Linked DNA regions of Homo sapiens: region 2 is linked to region 1. A link is a loop called in an ENCODE intact Hi-C map of the cell type or tissue named here. Cell type or tissue: heart left ventricle. All regions are shown on one strand. Links, peaks and the distances in the headings refer to the core of each region. The heading gives the core; the rest is flanking DNA.

What was found. Peaks named below come from ENCODE experiments on the same cell type or tissue, not always from the same donor. Only the 100,000 strongest peaks of a DNase experiment are listed, where the experiment ranks them.
Region 2: it touches region 1 in a loop (2.1-fold over the local background); 17 of 110 quality-filtered maps call a loop at or near these places.

Annotation. Positions count from the first base shown.
Region 1 is chr10:49,403,374-49,411,166 of GRCh38, forward strand. No RefSeq gene overlaps it. Among named protein-coding and RNA genes, the nearest start is that of DRGX, 11 kb to the left of the region's middle. In heart left ventricle, for the core only: CTCF peaks have their summits at 4,366 (motif pointing right) and 5,224; a DNase peak (open chromatin) is centred at 4,378; H3K27me3 peaks cover 2,188 bases.
Region 2 is chr10:48,991,343-48,999,135 of GRCh38, forward strand. No RefSeq gene overlaps it. Among named protein-coding and RNA genes, the nearest start is that of MIR4294, 9.7 kb to the left of the region's middle. In heart left ventricle, for the core only: no CTCF peak of the experiment used is centred there; no DNase peak of the experiment used is centred there.

The DNA.
Region 1 (7,793 bases), core at 1,280-6,279:
GTCAGTACTTGATCCAGGCATCAGTAGGTTATTCTCGCTGCCCCCAGCACTCTCTCTTCTTTCTCTCTTTCCCTCTCCCCGTTTCTCTTTCTTCCTTTCACCACTTCATTCTTTCTCTTTCCAGCCCTCTCTCTCTTCCTCTTTTTTCTCTCCCTGTCTCTCTTGCTCTTTCTCTCCTTCTCTCCCTCTCCCTCTCTCTCCCTTCTTTCTCTCTCTCCTTCTCTCTCATTCTCTTCTTTCTCTCCTTCTTTCTGTCTCTCTTTCTCGCTCTCCCCTTTTTTCTCTCCCCTTCTGTCTCTCCTTTCTTTCCTTCTTTCTCTCTCTCTCTCTTTCTCTCTCTCCTTCTTTCTCTCTCTCCTTCTTTCCCTCCCTTTCTCTTTCTCCCCCTCCCTTCTTTCTCTCTCTCCTCTTTCTCTCTCTCCTTCTTTCCCTCCCTTTCTCTTTCTCTCCCTCCCTTCTTTCTCTCTCTCCTCTTTCTCTCTCTCCTTCTTTCCCTCCCTTTCTCTTTCTCTCCCTCCCTTCTTTCTCTCTCTCCTCTCTCTCTCCCCCTCCCACTCTCTCACACACGCAAAGACACACACAGTGAATACTTCTCAGCTGTGACTTCACTGTCATGCTCTTGCAATCCTGGATCAGCAGGGCCCTCCGTCTCCCCACCTGACCAGCCCACTCCCATCCACATCGGTCCCACCTCTCCAGGACTGCCCTCTGCCCTCCCCAACACCTCACTGCTCTGCTCTTGGTGACTCTGTTGGCCATGACCTTGCATGGCATAGCCAGGCCATAACAGGACTCCTCAGCACATTTCCCAGGGGTGGGGCACTGCCTCCCTCTCCTCCCCGTGGCCTCAGTCTCACTCAACAGCAGACTCTCAGAGCACATTTAGATCGCAATAGAAATATTTATTCCATGAAATTGTCTGCTGTCTAGGCAAGGCTGGCCCAGGCAATTCCCACTTTTCAGCCCCATCCCCAATCAGCCTGCAGCCCCCACAGGCCAGCCTGGCGAGAGGCAAGGTAACACACAGGGAGGCATGCACCTTTGCCCACCCATCCATCAGCCTCCTTATCCATTATTCAGACAGCTGTGCAGCCCCGTTTCGGTGGTCAGGTAACATTCAGCAGATGTACCTGGGGACCTGGGGAGGTTGGGGTGTTGGGAGGGCCTCGTACAGACACTGTAGCAAAGCTTGCCAAATCGAGACCTCCAGCAACAGGGAGTAGGTCCCCTGGATGCAGCCCTGGAGAGGACCTCAGCTGTCCAAGGCAGCCCCTCAGCCCCGGCAGCTTGGGCTCAGGGAGTCCCAGCCAGCCAGGCTGTCCATGGCGTCTTCACTCCCCCGCCACACCAGCCCAGCTCAGGACCAGGCCTCCCTTTTGCTGGAGGATGGAGGCCCCTCCTGTAGCCTGCACATTCTTCTTCTCCCTTATGCACTCATTTCTTCAACAGATGCTCACTGAGAACCCTGTTCATGCCAGCCTTACATGGGGGCAAAAGAAAAGAGATGTCATTTCCTTCACAGTGCTTAAACCTTTTAATATAATATTTGTGTGTGTTCGTGTATGTGTGTTTACCAATATTATTTCCCCAACTAGACTGTAAATGCTGACTGTAAACAGCAGGTCAGCATGGGCTTAGCAGTGCTGGCACCTAGTAGGCATAAAATAAAGATCTGTTCAATGCATACATTAATAAGACAAGATCTACAGCTTCAAGTCACAGAGGACATAGCCGTGAACAAAGCATTTGGAGATAAGTGCCTCAGACAGCGAACAAAGCCAGTGCCTCCCTGCAGTGCTGGGCTGGTGTCCTTCAGTGCTCTCTGGGACAAGTCAGGCCTTGAATAATCGCATGAATTAAAGAGGGACAATCAATTGTCTCTTCTTTCCTGTATCTGTTACTAAAGGTTGCTGAGGGCCTTTAGAGAGTCACCTTCTACATGGTCATGGGGATACACGGTGTGCGAGCCAGGTGAACACCCTCTCCAGTCTTACAGGAAAGGCTGCAGCAGTGGGAAGGCACTTCTCCCTAGCCTGCTTCTCTTGACTGCACCCACAAACCATCCCAATGGCTACTCTCCCACCACTCTGCAGCTGAAGTCATAGAATGGATATGGGGCTTCATGTCCCAAATCCTTATTGCTGCTTTCCAGCTCTTTGGTTGTCTTAGCTTTTTGAGCATCATTTTTCCCATCTGCAAAGCCAAAAGGATTCCCATCATGGAAGAACTACTGTGTGAAATGGTAACATTCTCCACAGCTGATGGTGGTGGTTAGCAACTGTGACAGCCTTTCAGAAAACAGAGGAGGGGGGCAGCCCTTCCACATCTGCATATCTGTCCTCACTCCTGAAATGCCCCCCGTCTTTCTCTCTCTCCCTCTCTCTCCTTCCTCCTTTTCTCTCTCCTCCTCCTCTTCCCTTTTTCCCACCCTCTCTCCCTACTCTCCCCTCCACTCCCTCCTTCCCTTCCTCTTTCCCTTCCCTCCCACTCCCTCTCCCTCTCTCCTCACCCCTTTCCCTCTCCCCTCCCTTCTGTCCCTCTTCCCCCTTTTCCTTCTCCTCCTGCCTGTCCCCACCCAGGTCCAGACTCTGTCTGGCAACATCTATGCTAAACTCTGCTGTGTCCAAGTAATGCCTACTCCCCATTCCCTGCAATGGCTCTCCCAGGAGCACCTGCCTTGGCTCTCATGTCCTCGCCCCTTTAACCAGGAAATTGTGTTTGGAGTTGGGGGGTAGGAATGCAGAAGGGGTGAAGGGAAGGGGACCCTCATTTCTTACTTTAGGCAAAGGTTACCTTCTGGCTGTCCAGCCAGTGGGAGCATTGAGTTGTTTGGCCAGTGTCAGTATTAGAGTCGTTTTGTATTTTCTAAAATGTGAAAACAATTGCACGGAATGCATCTGGCGGAGGTTCTGGTCCCTTGGAATATCTCACCCCTCACACAAGGATACTTTCTGTCTCTTGTCTGAAGGCAGCTGAACTTATAATCCCTGAATGTATTTTTTAAGTGCTTTGTTTATGGCTGACTTTCCTTTTATTATGCTCTTCAGAAAAAGTTGTCTAAAGGAAAATCAATCAATCAATGAATTAAATGTTTAAAAAAATTTTAACGAAGGACATAAGACAAAAAATTAAAACTAGCAGTGGGAGGTGGCTCATGCCTGTAGTCCCAGCACTTTGGGAGGCTGAGGCAGGCCCAGGAGTTCCAGACAAGCCTGGACAACATGGCAAAACCCCATCTGTACAAAAAATACAAAAATTTGCTGGGCTAATTTTTGTTATTTTCTTAAAATAAATTTTCAGTAGATACATGATCTGATCAAAGAATAAGCATATTGCAGATGCCTCAAATTACTCACAGTCCTTCCTATTTCTGTGAAAGCCCATCAGTGACCATTGGCATGCAAGTATTTTTCTCTTCATCTTCACTTCCACCTTGAGCAACCTTCAGCTCCCCCTCCTTAACCAAGTGGCCCATCCTCTTGGGTGGTGAGACACCCACGAGCACAGCTCCATGTGGAAAACTACATCCATCATGCAAATCCCAGAGGCCTCTGAGTCAGCCACTCTAGTCAGTGGTGGCAAAGTTAGAGCCAGGCAGGGTCTCAGGGACGGCCTGGGATGTTGGACACTTATGTGAGGACCCAGGCCAGGGACAGAGGTCTGTAGGAAAGCCCTGAGCCTCCAGATAGATGCTTCAGTAAAGAGGCTGGCTGGGGGAAGAGGTCATAAGCAGGTAGCCCAAAGCTAAAGGTCTCTGGGGTGGAGCTGGAAGCCTGTAGAGGCAGGTCCTAGGACAATCAGTCATGAGGTCAGGGGTCTGTTTTCCGTGGCCAGGAAAAAAGATACTCACAAGTTCAGATAGTAAAGGAGTCAAGGTCAAGGCTGCTGGCTGTTTCTCCCAGGCAGGGTCATCTAGCATGTGGCATATGGTGGTCCTCAGAGCCTCCCCTGAACCCGCTTGGCTCCTCCCACGGTCTCAGAGGGCTGTCAGCAGCAGATGGGGCTCTCTGCCTACAGCCCTACAGAGAGACTCCTCAGTGGCCATACTTTCTGGGTCACTGGACAGAACTATAAACTCCATAAAAATGTAAATTCAGAGTAGTAACCACTGCCTCCGAGGGAGCACAGGGGAAACAGTGGGAAGCCAGGTAGCCTGCCACCAATCGTGGGAAAAGGGAAGTGGGGGCAGGGAGGGGTCTCTGCATCCCCAACATTCTCCCAGCTCAACTTCCTCAGACTGGGCTGAGAAGAGGCATTAACCTACTTGGTACTTTCTGAAACAGCTGCTGCTGTCCTGAAGTTGCACAGAGCCACCCAGCCCAGAATCATCCTCACTGATTTCAGCCAGAGCCAACAGCTGCCACCAGGTGGCACCAAACTGCAGACGGAGTAGCTCCTTTTCCGCTGGAGAGAGCTTCATGTGGATGGCAGGAGCCAGGGCCAATCTGGGTGTTCCTGCTCCTACTAAGGCCCTGGAACAGCCTGGGGTATCAGAAATTGCAAATGCCTGCTGGGTGGAGAATGGATGGATAGGTGGGTGGATGGAAGGAGGAAGGAGGAATGAAAAAATGGATGGATGAAGGGACAGATGATGGAGTTCATTCTACCTCCCTAGCCCCACAGTAGCTGGGCACCCCTTCTCCTTTAGGTGGGCACCACAGGTGAAGCTGGAGATGTGCCCTGGACCTCACAACTCCAACTCAAGAATATGTCCTCCCAGGTGCCTCTGCCTCTAGCTCCACCTGAGGTACACAGCCTGGAGAGAGGGCCTTTATTGAATAAATTAGTGGGGACAAGGTCTGCCTTCTGTGTCAGGGGGTAGAGAGCAAGAGGTCACTGGGGTGTCCTCACACTCTGCATCACACCGGGGGCAGTCGGGGAGAAAACCCATTCCTGTACCCCGTTCCCACTCCAGCCTGGCCAGACACCATCACCCACCTTCCCACCAGTCCTTGCCCTTCCCACTGTCTGGAAAGCTGCCCCTGGGTGGCCTTCAAGACTCTGGCCCTCACTTCATCCTAATCTCGGCTTAAAGTCTTCTCTTCAAGAGAAGACTTCCGAGACGAAAGAAGCCCAATTCTCGTCCCCACTACTCTCCACCTTTATTCTTGCTTTGGTTTCCTGCTTAGCTGTTAAGTCCTTCTCAAATGCTTTATTGGCACATGCTTGGTGTCTGTCTCAGTGCTCTCATGCAAGCTCCACGGTGCACCCTGGCTTCTAGAACAGCACCTGGCATGCAGCATTTTGTTACGTAAATGAGCCCCAGCTCCCCTACTGGCTGGACCAGCAATAGGCAGCCCCTGGTCCCCATGGCTACCCCCAGCCGGACTCCCCTCCACCAGGAGAGTTCATTATCCCTGAGAAGTTCACCGTTGCAGTAAAAAGGCGACACCTCCTTAATTACCCTGCTAATTACAAGTCCTGTAGTCCTCAACTGTGCACCAACACCGTTGCAAATCTCATTTCCTTGCAAAGTCCAGGATAAACAAATCCAATATATTTTGTTTTAATTATTGCTGTTTAATGGACCATAATGAAACTATAGTGAGGGTGCACAAAAGGAGATCATTTGGAGTATCCACCTGTGCAGGTCCAGTGGTGAGTGGGAGCCTCGATGTTCAGGTTTCATTTACCGTAATCCCAGCTGCCTCTCTGTGCCCAGAAATCCCATCACTTATTTATCGGCCTTGCCTTTGGCTCTGAGCCCGCCACCAGGGCAGGATGTCTGCCCTCCTGGAGAGCAATCTAAAACCCGAGGACCTCGGGGATGGTGGAATTTCTCCACATGCCAGGTGCCTGGATTTGACAAGCCACACAAAAAGGCATTTTGTTTTATCTCAGGGTTTTTTCTTTTTTCCATTTTTACAGGCTAAAACAGTTTATCATACATATATTGACTATATTGTATTTTTTTAAGTTGTTTGTGCCGGGCCAAGGTGGGGGGACTTCCTCTTCTCCGCCTGTTTTCTTTTTGAAAGGTTCATAGCTTGTGAGAGCTTTTAATGTCATAAGGCTTTCATCTTCCATTTGTCATCTGTGACACAGATGTTTTTCCCAATTTCTTGTGTGGCAGTGGTTGTGTGTCCACTCACATGACAGTCTCAACTGCCTCGGCCCTTTTAGTCTTGGTGAGGGTGGGAGACAGCCCCCAAGGCCCCATTCCCCCAGAAAGTCCTTGCGGCAGGAACATCAGAGCTCCACCAGTTGGGTGAGGTAGCACCCGGCACTGATTCTCTGGCTACCCAAGAAGAGAGACCCTCTCCTTGCCAACCCCAGCAGGGCCTGTCTCACCCATCTTCCCCCCAAGGGCCTTCCTCCTTCCTGCCCTCCTGCATCCCTGGCTCTTCAACCTCTTTATTCCCATCTTGCATTCAGGCTCCTGGCTTTTTGAGTCTTTGTTTCTACTTAGGAAGGGATTAGGGGAGGACAAAACAACCTGGGACACCAAAGAGGGAAGAAAGGGGAAAGAAATCTGCAAGAAAGCCACACAGTCCAGGAGCGCGTCCAGCAGGACAGCTGGACTTCACCGGTGTGTTTTCTCAGAAAGTCTTCTAAACCCTGTGGCCCTCCCCAGGTCTGCAGGTGGGGCTCCTTTCAGAATTCACCATCATCAAAGGAGCACTAGATGGCAGGATTGGGGGAGGCTGTGTCAGCAGCAGAGGAGGTGGGAGGACCTTTGAGACTGCTGCAGGTGAAGCTGGGCTCTGCAGACCCACATCGGGCTCCTTACTCACTGTCCTTGACCCTAGAGAGCCCAGACAGCCCCAGGAGGAAGTGGCAGATGCCCCTCTCTGGGATTCCTTGGCTCAGCCTGGGGCCGGCCCCGGGCACACAAAAAACCAGAGGGGAGCTGAGGCAAGTAGCGGGCTTATCTGGCTCCTAATTATGGTCCTGGGGTTATTGGGAGAAAGTGGGTCTTGTATGTGCTTCTATCTATTCAATCAACAAACTGTTGCCAGGCCAGAGGGTCCCAGGCATTCCCAGGGTTGTCCTGCTGTGGGGGCACCTGCGTAGTGATGGGACAGAGGGCTCTGCAGGTGCACTAAGGAGTTTATTCCCATTTTGCTGCTGCCAGCAGCCTGTGCTTTTATAGATTCATTCCTGCGGTCCTGTTACCTCCCCCTTATCTTTATTAAGTAGCAGACATGTTCCTAACACCAGGCCTGGGCACTCTGCCCAGCCTGGGCACTGCCAGGCCTGGGCACTGCAGAGGAGTGCTGGCAAAACCAGCTCCCGGGTGCTCCCAGCCCAGCCCCACACCATCTTCTTGGCTGGCTTTTATGTGAACTAGTGTTTGTCTCATCTCCTCACTAGAGATGAGTGTCTCTTGCTTTCTATTTGCTTACTGTGCCATTTATTCCCCCATAAGCCCTTTAAGAGACGTGGTATTTCCCATTCTTTGCAGATAAGAAGCCTGCCACTCACAGAGGTGAGGGAATTTTCCTAAGGTCACACAGCTGGGTGGCCAGGGACAGAGCCAGGTTCAAATGCAGGACTTTGAACATATCCTCGGTTCACAGAGGGCTGGGATGGGACTGTCTTCACCTCCCCGCACCCCAGGTCTGCAGGGCACCGAGAGACTGTCCTTGAATGGCACCTTAGGTTGATCTAGGAACCCTGAGTTAGGAGAAGCCTCAGAGGTCACCAGAACCTCATTCATGCCAGGCAGGAGCCCACCAGGACCTGGCAAATGAAGCCTGAAGATGCCCCTGCCTGGCTGTCCCCACCTTCCCCCACAGACACCCCTGTCTCCCAGTCAGATCCAAAGAACACACAGAACACATCTGCTCTCT
Region 2 (7,793 bases), core at 1,481-6,480, 410 kb before region 1:
ATCACAAGGCCACCCCTTGTCAACTTGAACCCACACACATCTCCTGATATCATACATAATCTTCAAATAAAGAAAACAATAAGGTCATAATTACACCTAACTTAATAAAACTATCCTTTGTACAACCGGAAACACACCAATCCCCAACCCAAATACTATTACCTGAAGTTAGCAACACTTAAATGCTGACATGAAGTCAATAAATCTTATGTCACATGTTAAAGAAAAAGGAAATAAAATGAAGATATTTTCTTAGTACAAGTGTATACATGCACAAACCTGTTTTTAACGAAAGAAGGAGGAAACATTCATGACAGGTACAGTCCTCGTTTCTGCAGCTGGTCATGTAGTTGTAGCTGGTATCTATGACTACCTTCTTCAACTACCCATTCTGGATTCCCTCTGCCTTCAGCAAGCACCTCAACAGGTCGTGGTTTTTTTCCTGGTAGAGTGACCCAAACCTTCACTCCTGAGGGGTCTGGGTCATTTGTAGTCCTGCCTGAATTGGGCTGTTGTAGTTTCCCATTGATCTTAATCACAGCGCATGGTAATACTAGGAGACACCCAAGTGGATCTCCTGTATTCTTCCTTACCTCTGTTATGCATACTCTTCCTTACCTCTGTTATGGTGTAGCAGACTGATTTCATCTTGATAGTCCGGGTCAATCACCCCAGTCAACATTGTAACTCCCTTCTTAGCCTGTTGAAGGAGCCCAAAGTGTCCAGGTACAATCTTAACTTTCAGTTTAATGGAATTGTTGTTGTGTTTCCTGTTGGCAGTGTTCCTCTCTCAGGAACTAAGACCGCTAGGCCACCAGAATGTAATGTCATGGGAACAGGAAGGAAAAATTTTGTTAGTGGATCACTAGGGGTGATGGTGAGCGGTGCCACTTCCATTTCCACCCCCTGATTCTTGGGCCTATGAATCCTGGCTATAAGAGAAATAGTGCCATATATTGGACACTGATTCAGAGCATACATGGCCTTCTAGAGAACCTTGTCCCAGCCCTGCAAAGTATTGTCACCTAGCTGGCATTGTAATTGTGACTTCAAAAGTCCATTTTTACCGTTCTATCAATCCAGCTGCTTCAGGATGATGGAGAACGTGGTAAGACCAGTGAATTCCACGAGCATGAGCCCACTGCTGCACTTCTTTAGCCACAAAGTGAGTGCTTTGGTCAGAGGCAATGCTGTGTGGAATACCTTGATGGTGAATAAGGCACTCTGTGAGTCCGTGGATGGTAGTCTTGGCAGAAGCATTGCATACAGGATAGGCAAACCCATATCCAGAGTAAGTGTCTATTTCAGTGAGGACAAATCTCTGCCCTTTCCATGATGGAAGAGGTCCAATATAATCAACCTGCCACCAGGTAGCTGACTAATCATCCTGAAGAATGGTGCCATATAGAGGGCTCAATGTTGGTCTCTGCTACTGGCAAATTGGGCACTCAGCAGTGGCCATAGCCAGGTCAGCCTTGGTGAGTGGAAGTCCATGTTGCTGAGTCCATGCATAACCTCCATCCTGGCCACCATGGCCACTTTGTTCATGGGCCCATTGGGCGATGACAGGGGTGGCTGGGGAAAGAGGCTGAGTGGCATCCACAGAAACAGAATGGGTCATCCTATCCACTTGATTATTAAAATCCTCCTCTGCTGAGTTCACCCGTTGGTGAGTGCTCACATGGGATACAAGCATCTTCATGGTTTTTGACTACTCCGAGAGGTCTGTCCACATACCTCTTTCCCAAATTTCTTTGTCACCATTTTTCCAATCATGCTTCTTTCAAGTCCCTGACCATCAAGCCAAGCCATTGGCTACAGCCGATGAATCAGTATATAATCGCACATCTGGCCATTTCTCCTTCCATGCAAAGTGCACAACCAGGTGCACTGCTCAAAGTTCTGCCCACTGGGAAGATTTCCTTTCACCGCTGTCCTTCAGGGATGTCCTAGAAAGGGGCTATAATGCTGCAGCTGTCCATTTTCGGGTGGTGCCTGCATATTGTGCAGAACCATCTGTGATGGTTCTCTTCCTCCTTCTGTCATCTGATCATAGGGAACTACCCATGAGGCCATCGGTGCAGGCTGGGGAAGAGAAGGCAAGGTAGCAGGAGTGGAGACCATGGGCATTTGAGCCACTTCCTCATGTAACTTACTTGTGCCTTCAAGACCCACTGGAGCCTGCTCACGTATATGCCACTTCCACTTGATGATGGAATGCTGCTGTGCATGACCCACTTTATGGCTAGATGGATCAGAAAGCACCTAGTTCATGATAGGTAGTTCAGGTCTCATGGTGACTTGATGACCCATAGTCAAACGTTCAGTTTCGACCAAAGCTCAGTAACAAACCAAGAGCTGTTTCTCAAAAGGAGAGTAGTTATCTCCAGAAGATGGCAGAATCTTGTTCCAAAATCCTAGAGGCCTCTTCTATGATTCATCTAAAGGGGCCTGCCAAAGGCTCCAAACAGCATCCCTATCTGCCACTGACACCCACGCAACATTGGATTGCTGGGTCATATGGCTTAAGTGGCAGAGAAGCTTTCACAGCAGCCTGGACCTGTTGCAGAGCCTTCTCCTGTTCTGGACCTCACTCAAAACTGTCAGCCTTTCGGGTCACTAGATAAATGGGCCAGGGTAACACACCCAAATGAGGAACGTGTTCCCTCCAAAACCCAAATAGGCCCACTAGGCATTGTGCCTCTTTCTTGATTATAAAAGAGGCCAAATGCAGCAACTTATTCTTCACCTTAGAAGGAATATCTCAACAGGCCCCACACCACTGGAACCCTAGAAATTTTACTGAGGTAGAAGCTCCCTGAATTTTAGTCAGATTTATTTCCCATCCTCTGGCATGCAAATGTCTCACCAATAAGTCCAGTGTGTTTGCTACTTCCTGCTTATTGGATCCAATCAACATAATGTCATCAGTGTAATGGACCAATGTGATATCTTACAGAAGTGAAAAGCCATCAAATTCTCTCCTAATAAGATTATGACACAAAGCTGGAAAGTTGATGTACCTCTGAGGTAGGACAGTAAAGGTATATTGCTGGCCTTGCCAGCTGAAGGCAAATTGCTTCTGGTGGGCCTTATGGACAGGAATGGAGAAAAGGGCATTTGCCAAGTCAATGGCTGCATACTAGGTACCAGGAGATGTATTAATTTGCTCAAGCAATGAAACCACATCTGGTACAGCAGCTGCAATTGGAGTCACCACTTGGTTAACCTTACAATAATCCACTGTCATTCTCCAAGATCCATCTGTCTTCTGCACAGGCCAAATGGGATAATTGAATAGTGATGTGGTGGGAATCACTACCCCTGTGTCTTTCAAGTCCTTGATGGTGGCACTAATCTCCGCAATCCCTCCAGGGATGCAATATTGTTTTTGATTTACTATTTTTCTCATTATTTTTCTAGATAGAGGCAGCTCTAATGGCTTCCATTTGGCCTTTCCTACCACAATAGCCCTACCCTACCAGTCAGGGAGCCAATGTGGGGGTTCTGCCAGCTGCTAAGTATGTCTATGCCAATTATGCATTCTGGGGAAATGACCACAGGATGAGTCTAGGGACCCACTGGATCCACTTTAAGTCAGACCTGAGCTAAAACTCCATTAATTACCAACCTCCATAAGCCCCTACTTTAACTAGAGGACCACAGTGAAGTTTTGGGTCCCCTGAAATCAGTGTCAGCTCAGAGCCAATATCCAGTAGTCTCCCAAATATCTGATCATTTCCCTTTCCCCAGTGCACAGTTACCCTGGTAAAAGGCCAGAGGTCTCCTTGGGGAAGGATGGGAGAAAGACTCATTGCATAAATTGTCAGTAATGTAGTGGGATCCTTCCTCAAGGGGACTTGGCCTCCATTCATTCAAGGGGTTATGGGTCTGTAAACTGGCTTACATCTGGAAATTGATTGAGAGGCTGTGATTCTTTGTTTTTATAACTCAAATTAGTCCTTTGTCCATAGAAGTTTTCTGCTTGTATAAATTAAGTAGGAATGCAGTATACTTCCCATCAATTTCACTTCTAGGTACACTGTGATTAATTAGCCAGTGCCAGAGTTCTACATGAGTCAGGCTATTCTGATTGTCGCTTTGCCTCTGCTGTCCATTATGGTAGCTATGCCCACCTTGCCTTTGATGATTGAGTGCCGCCACTTGGCTTCCGCCCCCTCGGGATCCACCTATTCCCATTGTATTTAAATTTTGTAGATGAGTGACTGTGGTTCCCACCATTAGATCTGGCATGCATAGGAGAGCAATTACGGGGCTCTTCAAACATGCAGGTGCTGCCCTTGCAAATCTATCTTGCAAGGCATGGGTCAAGGATATATCTTCTGGACCCTCACAGCTTTGGATGAGTAGGTCTAAAGTGACTAATCCACTCCACCATCCCAATCTCCCTAAGCCTTTGGATCCCTTCCTCTACATTAAACCAAGGGAGATCACGCATTTCCAGCTCATTCACAGTGGGCCATCTTTTAATCCATATTTCAGCTAACCAAGCAAATAAACTATTAGAATCTTTTTTTAACTCCCTAAGCTGCAACATTAAAAGCAGAGTCCTGGCTGGGCACGGTGGCTCACGTCTGTAATCCCAGCACTTTGGGAGGCCGAGGTGGGAGGATCAGGAGGTCAGGAGATCGAGACCATCCTGGCTAACATGGTGAAACCCCTTCTCTACTAAAAATACAAAAAAATTAGCTGGGCTTGGTGGTGGGCGCCTGTAGTCCCAGCTACTCGGGAGGCTGAGGCAGGAGAATGGCATGAACCCGGGAGGCGGAGCTTGCAGGAGCCAAGATCACGCCACTGCACTCTAGCCTGGGTGACAGAGCAAGACTCTGTCTCAAAAAAATAAAATAAAATAAAAAATAAAAATAAATAAATAAAAGCAGAGTCCCTACTTAGCAGGCCCAAATCAATAAATTCAGTCTGATCCAACTCTGTGTTCCTTCCACCATTATCCCATAAACTTAATACCCATTTCCATGCCTGTTGTCCAGATTTCTGTTTATATAAGTTAGAAAATTCAAGCAATTCTTTTCCAGGGAGGTGCACCTCCTCATGGGTCACACTCTCAATCTCACCTCCAGGGGCCCACCAGGACTTTAGTCTAGTTATAGGTCTAGAAGCAAACGGGGTGTTGCAGGTGGTTCCTGAGGAGAATCAACATTATTTTGCCTGGCAACGGCCTCGTGGGAGGCCTCACTGTTGCTTCAGGCAGTGCAGGGTTTATCTACTTAGACAAAGGTGAAAGGCTGATGGCAGCATGGGTCAGAGGGGATGTTGCCACTACTGGGGATGGGGAAGCTGTTTCTTCTGGCAAGAAATGTTCATCAGAGTTTACAAACTCAATGTCCCCAGCTTCATCAGGGTCCTCACACATGTCCCCATTCCAAGTTGCAGGGTCCCATTATTTTCCAATCAATGCCTTCATTTTAACAGTAGATGCCTGCATGCACCTTTTATTGCAGGTCACCCACCTGCATAATAAGAGCTTGTGCCTGTTTTTCCATAATTTCAGCTCTTTCTCTATAAGAGATAAGGGCAATCTTAGCAGATTTGAGGCTCAGTATCTGCTTCTAAAGCCAGGAGGCAGAATCCCTGAGTTCATTTTCTTTGATCACTTTGTCCACTGAACTTAGGAGCAACCAACCAGCTTAACTATGTTCCCTGGTTTTCCACATACAGTCAAATGTATTATGTACAGAGTCACTAAACTCCTTGGCTCTCATGAGCGGTGAATCAGGAGTGTCAAATGCATTTATTTTGCATAACTCTCTTAACAGTTCAAGCCAAGGACTATCAGTGTTCGCCATACTATTACAAGTAGAGTCCTTAGCATTTTTGGGTCTAATCATATTAAGCAGCCAACTCCAGAAATCCCAAAACCAACAAAAGAACTCCATCCTTAATATTCTGTTCCTCTAGAACCACTCCTGGTACCAAAGTCTGTATTAGTCAGGGTTCTTTAGAGGGACAGAGCTAATAGGATATGTATATATAATAAACTATTATATATATGTAAAATAAGCTATTTTACATATATATATGAGTTTATTAAGTATTAACTTACATGATCACAAGGTCCCACGATAGGCTATCTGCAAGGTGAGGAGCAAAGAGAGCCAGTCCAAGTCCCAAAACTGGAGAATCTGGAGTCTGAGATTCCAGGGCAGGAAGCATCCAGCACAGGAGAAAGATGTAGGCTGGGAGGCTAGGCCAGTCTCGTCTTTCACATTTTTCTGCCTGCTTTATATTTGCTGGCAGCTGATTAGATTGTGCCCACCAGATTAAGGGTGGGTCTGCCTTCCCCAGCCCACTGACTCAAACGTTAATCTCCTTTGCCAACACCCTCACAGACACACCCAGGATCAATACTTTTTTCAATCCAATTAAGTTGACAATATTAACCATCACAGACACTGTTAACAAAAGAAAAAGTTGAGCACAGAGAGAAAATATTTGTAAATAATTTATCTAACCAAGGACTTGTATGCAGATTATATTGAAAACTTCTCAAATCTAGTAATAATAGCACAGTAAAAGAAACATTTAAAAGGTCTGAACAGACACTTCCTAAAGAAGATATCCAGGCAAACAGGCACATGAAAAGCTGCTCAATATAATTATCACTAGACAAATGCAAATTAAAACCAAATGACATGCCACAACTCTATAAAAAGGGCTAAAATGAAAAAGACTGACCATACTGAGTGTTGGCAAGGATGCGGGGAAACTGAAATTCTTTTAAACTGCAGATGAGAATGTGTAATGATACCCACACTTTGCAAAACAGTTTGGCAGTTTCCAGAAAGATCAACACTGCCCTCAGAGCATGAAAACAGCCAGAGACAACACATGAATGCATATGTGAATGAGGGCGGCTGTGTCCTGATGCCACTTTATTTACTGTGGACACCGAGCTTTTGCATCATTTCCACATGTCACAAAATATTATTCTTCTTTTGATATGTTTCCAAAGATTTAAAAATACAAAAGCCATTCTTAGCTTTGGGGCTATATTGAAATGGGACTGTGGTTTCCAGCCCCTGTTCTTGAATAAGTTCCCAGGGCAACCCTGCGAAGAGCATGGAAAGCCCTGGGCACAAGCTCGATACTCAGGGACCAAGGCAGCAAACTCGGCTCCAGGTGGGGAGAGGCACCTTCTCCCCATGGGAAACACAGTGTGATTGGGGCTCAACAAGACTGAGGGGCACATGCAGAGCAGTCAGAGGGGGCTCAAGCAGCATGTCCAGTGCAAAAGTGGGGTCCTCAAGGGGGTGGAGGTATGTGACATTCACAAGGAAGATGCAGCATCCTTCAGGATCCTGAAAACCAGATCCTGAGGGCATGGGACACCCCCAGACAATGTCCTAGAACTGAAGGGCCCTATCTGGACAACCCACCCTTGTACAGTAGGGAATACAGCTCATAGAGGAGGGACATTCCCACCCCTCCCTCAAGGCTCCCTGGTGGAGCCTGGGGACTTTGGTGTCACATGGTGAGAGTAAGCAGAATCCTTCTCACCAGTATTGGGGGGGCTCAGTTCTTAAGACGCTTGTGGTGAGCAAGGGATTGGCCAGTTGTTCACCTGGTCCTTTGAGTCTCGGCGGTCAGTGGTGACGACCCCCAGCAGCTGGGGCAGGGGCACCCAGCCTCCCAGTCTCTTGGGGCCGCTGGACCACAGCAGGGTCACAAACTGGTGGTTTGGGGGACCAGGTAGAGCCTGCAAGTGTATTCTGTTTGGGCTACACAGTGAGAGTCATTACTTGGGGGTTGAAAGC